Linked DNA regions of Homo sapiens: region 2 is linked to region 1. A link is a loop called in an ENCODE intact Hi-C map of the cell type or tissue named here. Cell type or tissue: A673. All regions are shown on one strand. Links, peaks and the distances in the headings refer to the core of each region. The heading gives the core; the rest is flanking DNA. Region 1 overlaps GNAQ (G protein subunit alpha q). Region 2 overlaps GNAQ (G protein subunit alpha q).

Region 1 (2,813 bases), core at 180-2,679:
TATTTTAATCCAAAGAATCATTAGTTTGCAATCATCTGTTTTCATATATAACTTTTATTTTTATATGTTTTAGTTCATCCTTCATACTTACAGATAATGTGAAATTTATTAGTAAATGTGTGATATTCTAAATATCCATAAAATACAAATAAATCTTTAAATAAAAACAGACTGCCATTGCAAGTCAGGATTTTATAGAAATAATTCTGTAGATAAATTTTCTAAACTATCATTTGCAAATTTCAATCTGCATGAAAGTATGTTTTTTGGGAAATAACAAGTCCGTTTTGAATATTTTTATCAAAACATTATAGCACAGTATATTTTGTTCACTCACTGTTTTATTCCTTCAATTATTTTTATCTCTATAATTGCTAAAAATCATTGAGTTTTTCTCTTCCTACCTTGCACAATATTTAATATTTTACCAATACTCAAAGTATAAAAAAAATCAGAAGAGTCTCCTTTCCAAACGACTGCTACAAATCTATATGCCAATCAGTTTTTCTACAGCAGAATTTTGGAAACTAAGGATGTCAAGATTCAGGCCCCCCAAAAAGGTGGCACCATGGTTCTAGGAATCCTCCATGTTCCACCCATGCGTCAGCCCCTTGGATTGTAAAACCTAAATTGTGGAAGCTAATTTGGACCTGCTATATCACCTCTATCCTCTGAAAGAAGGATGACAGTGGATGATAAATGGATTCCTTGCCTCTTCACTCAACACCATTTCTTTTTTTTTTATTCATATAATTCTCTTTAACCAAGAGAATGGGTATAGCTTTAGTTTTGTTATTAAGGGTAAGGGAACTTTAATTCTACTTGCTTTAATTCTATGCTCACTGGAATCATCCTGCTCATCTTTCTTTTATTGTGTTTTATTTTTGTATTGCATTTTTTCTGCTCTCTTTATTTCCTTCTCTTCCAGCCACCTCAGAAAGTAAGAAATTGACAAAAGGACTGATATTGTTTGGTCATCACACCAGAATGGGTCAGGAGGCAGAGGGAGTGAGGAGAAGGCATGGGTCAGGTCCTTTACTGTAGTTTTTTCAGAAAGAAACAGGCAAAGCGAGGTAGGCAGAATTAGAATTGGCTAATTTGAATATTTTCAGTGGACTGTGGTATGTAGGGATTGCCCTTAGTTGCCCTGTTACCCCTGGCCCTGGAGTGATATTACAGAAGAGAGATCCCGGCTCAATCTCTGAGAGCTAAAGGAGGTGGTTGGTGGCTGTGTGCTCTGGACTGATTGGTTTGCACAGGAAAGGCATGCCGCAGGGAGTCACTTGTTAACTCTAGGAATTAGCTAGCCCAGAGAGGGCGGAGTCTTTAGGATTAGCAAAGCCCCAAATGCTGGATCATCAATAATACAGAAAATAAGAAAATATAGTCAATACAAAATATCATTTACAAAAGATGGGAAAAACTAGCTAAATTAAAACCACAAAGAATCTAAAGTATCACTTTAACCTAAAAAAAATGATCTATTCACTACACTAGAATAAACAGAAAAATAAGAAACTTAAGAGTTTACATCCTTTCCTGTATTTTTCATGGCTATCTTTAAAATGAAATACTAACGAGCACAGGAGGCCTGGAAATCATTTTGTACAAGCAACCATTTCATAAATGATATATGAGATCATTCCCTGTATGACATATCTTTAATACATTTCATTATTTGAAACACATAGTTTGGATTCCAACAAACAGAACAGTTCAAATTCTAGCCATTTACTCTTTCCTTTAAAAGTAATGTCTGGTAACACTTTTATATTTAAAATTAAAATAACAAAAGTAGATGCTTTTAGAACCTAATGGATATTACCAGACTTTGAATTTATACTCATTCACTTATAAAATGGGGGGAAAAGCCCAGGAAGTCAAATAAAATATACAATTGTTTTAACACACGACAACAAGGAGCACAGGGATACAAATAAGGTAAATCCTAGGACTGCCTCCACATAACCACACGGCTTCAGTTTCCACACAACAACATGGCAAGGAGGATCCCAAAAAGAACCCAGTGCTCTCACTGGGTTGAAAAACAGAGATCAGAATCGAGAAAGGCTTAGAATCCTAGAATGTGCATGACAGAATGCTGGAAAGGAAAGAGCTGAACAGAGAGAAAGCTCTTGAGATGTGCAGAAGGGTGCCCTTGAACCTGAAGCTCAATAATAATGATCTACACGTGAGTGGGGTGAGAAAGAAACATGGGAACACATAGTCTGAACAATTCCCAAGGTTCACACAGGTTCACTGCACCACAAAGAAGGAATCAGTGAGTTTTCATAAGGGTATCAACGTAATAGTGAAGTTTAAGTAACTATGAAAGAGAGGCTGCTCTAAACTTACCCTAACAAAGCCTAAAAGCAAGACTACAAATTACTGAAGTGATCCCAAGTAAATCAGCTGCATGACAGAACAAAGTCCACCACTTTTCAAAGGAATCCAAAATATCCAGCAATCAACAATGTAAGATTCACAATGTCTGGCATCTTACCCAAAACTATCAGGCAAATAAAGAAACAGGAAAAGGTGACCCATAACTCCAAGAAAGCTCAATAAATTTAGACCCAGAAGACAAGGATGTTTTTTAAAAAGCAGTACTAGTTAGGTTCCACCACCTCAAGAATGTAGAGGAAAACATAAACATGAAGAAAAGAGAAAGGAATGTATTTTTAAAGTCCCAAATGAACTTCTGGCAATTAAAAATACAGTATCTAAAATGAAAAATACAACAGATAGAAATAAGAGCAGATGAGACTGAAAAGAAAACATATGTGAACCTGATGACACAAAAATAGAAATTA
Region 2 (2,813 bases), core at 48-2,547, 93 kb before region 1:
CTGCTTCATAATATTTATCACTAGCTGGTAGAATAAAGTTGGGCAGTGATTTAAAAAAAACAAAAATTTAGGCCGGGTGTGGTGGCTCACACCTGTAATCCCAGCACTTTGGTAGGCCAAGGCGGGCAGATCATTTGAGGTCAGGAGCTCCAGACCAGCCTGGCCAACATGGTGAAGCCCCATCTCTATTAAAATACAAAAATTAGCTGGGTGTGGTGGCAGGTGCCTGTAATCCCAGCTACTTGGGAGGCTGAGGCAAGAGAATGGCTTGAACCCAGGAGGCGGAGGTTGCAGTAAGCTGAGTACTGTCTCAAAAAATAAATAAATAATTAAAAATTAAAAATTAAAACTAAACCAAATCATCACAGCTAAGACGGTTACTTGTGATATCTTGTCAGTCTTTACCAAAAGCTATAGCTGAGTAAATTACCAAATTATCAGTTGCATGTACTAATCATACTGATGGACAAAATAACCCAATCAGGAGTACTTCTCTAGAAATTTCACACAGTAACTTTAGATGCATACAGCAATGAGTTATAAAAAGAATATAAAAATAACAACTGAGTAGTTCTTGAAATGCAAATTAAACAACACTATCTTGAGTTGAAAATGAATGTAAGCTTGGAAATTAGCTGTTATAAAATTTGGCCAATATTTTGTCTAAATTAAAATACAAACTTTTTAAATGAAGGTATATAAAGTTATGATTTTTATTAAAACACAGTCGTCATCTGGAGTTTATTATTTTCTATAGTTAGTTAATGTACTGTCTTTAAAGAAATATATTTATGCTTTGCATCTTAAACTGAGAATTAAAAAGATGTTTCCCTACTGAATTTTAAAGTAGGTAGTTACTGAGCATGAAAAATGTACCAGTTGAAAAGAGAGCTCCTTTAGTAAGACAGAGTGTGTTCTGAACATCCTTTCTACATTTATCACTGTTCAGAGATCAATTGCATCATCTTCCCTACCCTTCACTTTAAGAAGCAGCTCAAACTCCATCTCTTTGCCTGAGCATCCCAGCTACAATGCCCCTGGCCCCCACTTCCCCCCGCCTTGGGAACTCTCCTGGACTCTCAAAGAGTGCTCACTGTGCTACTCACTGGAGCCAATCAACAGAGGACTTTTTTTATTGTTTGAAAAATTCATTTGTATTCCCTCAACTAAATGAAAAATTATATAGAAGCCTGGACCAGATCCCCAAATTACTGTTTTCCTTTTCTAAACTGTAATACTTCCAACTTATATTACTTTGCTCCTTGTAAACCACTTAAAATCCTCTTGGATCAAGGCAAAGTAGAAAAACAAAATTAAAGATTTCCAAAAAGGACCAGGGCTGTGCCCTAAATATATGGTAGAGTCTTAATAAAACATTATTAAGTGATTGATTTAAAATTTTGCAGTCAAATCATAATTTATTAAGATTATACACTCATCTGAAACAAACTCCAAAGTGTGTGAATGAAGTAAAGTCAAGCAGAAGGAGAGCATGCTTGGGCTTAAACCCAGGCACCAATCCTTCTGTATGCAGCCCTCAGGAAGAGCAACAGTAACTGTGTATGGAAGCATCACATGCAAGTACATATGTGCAGGAGAACAATCCAGACTCTCAATTGCAGTCCTTTCTAAGAAGTGAGGTTGCACACCATTAAGAGCTGGCCCATCCAATATGGATTATTCCCAATCATAGTATTATGGAAGAGGACTAGAGACAGGTGTAAAAGGACATGCAGGAATAAAGCTTTTCAAAGGCCACATCATCATTAATCCCCTTTAGAAGAACTCAAATATGCTATGAGCAAAACAACTTATCAAACTTGACAAATAATTTAGCTTTGCAATGTAAAATTTACCATATCAGCCCTCCCTGACCTCAGTAGAGCCAATTTTGCTTAAGAGTAGTCAATTATATGCATCTGTGATCATCCCTTGTCATAGATGCAATAAGGAGAAGCATCAGCATATACTGGAATATACTTTAGACTTTATAAGTACATGTGCATATCACAGCATATAGCATATGAATATAGTATTCCTCTGTGTATCCTAAACAACAGACATATACTTAGTAATAGAAATAATAGCAAATGGTTACACTTTTCAAAATAACCTACTCCATCCAATACAAACATTCTTGGTGTTCAGTATTAATGGTCACATTTTGTACATGTGCAATAATCCTTTTCAAGCAAAAGGCCAACCTTTGTTGAAACAGACCAAACATTATGAATCATGAATAAGAGGATATTTAATGATCTGTGGCATGGTTTGATTAATGGACTTACCTTTAATAAGGAAGCAGTTTATTAAATTTCTTCTGGAATGATGACATTTCCCAAAATCAGCTTTAAATATAAAATTTAATTCTTTGAGAAATATGAATGCTTGGCCAGGAGCAGTGGTTTATGCCTGTAATCCCAGCACTTTGGGAGGCAGAGGCGGGCTGATCATGAGGTCAAGAGATCAAGACCATCCTGGCCAACATAGTGAAGTCCCGTCTCTACTAAAAATACAAAAATTAGCTGGGTGTGGTGGCACGTGCCTGTAATCCAGCTACTCAGGAGGCTGAGGCAGGAGGATCACTTGAACCCGGGAGGCAGAGATTGCGGTGAGCCGAGATCGGGCCACTGCACTCCAGCCTGGTGACAGAGCGAGACTCCATCTCAAAACAAACAAACAAAAAACCAAAAAAGAAAAAGACAACAAAAATCAGCCAGGCGTGGTGGCGCATGCCTGTAATCCCAGCTACTTGGGAGGCTGAGGCAAGAGAATTGCTTGAACCTGGCAGACAGAAGTTGCAGTGAGCCGAG

What was found. Hi-C counts contacts between places; a loop is a spot of excess contacts. Peaks named below come from ENCODE experiments on the same cell type or tissue, not always from the same donor. Only the 100,000 strongest peaks of a DNase experiment are listed, where the experiment ranks them.
Region 2: it touches region 1 in a loop (2.1-fold over the local background); 2 of 110 quality-filtered maps call a loop at or near these places.

Annotation. Positions count from the first base shown.
Region 1 is chr9:77,959,306-77,962,118 of GRCh38, forward strand. The region is part of intron 1 of GNAQ (G protein subunit alpha q); the gene reads right to left. Among named protein-coding and RNA genes, the nearest start is that of GNAQ, 71 kb to the right of the region's middle. In A673, for the core only: no CTCF peak of the experiment used is centred there; a DNase peak (open chromatin) is centred at 1,266.
Region 2 is chr9:77,866,126-77,868,938 of GRCh38, forward strand. All of the region lies in intron 2 of GNAQ (G protein subunit alpha q), which reads right to left. Among named protein-coding and RNA genes, the nearest start is that of GNAQ, 160 kb to the right of the region's middle. In A673, for the core only: no CTCF peak of the experiment used is centred there; no DNase peak of the experiment used is centred there.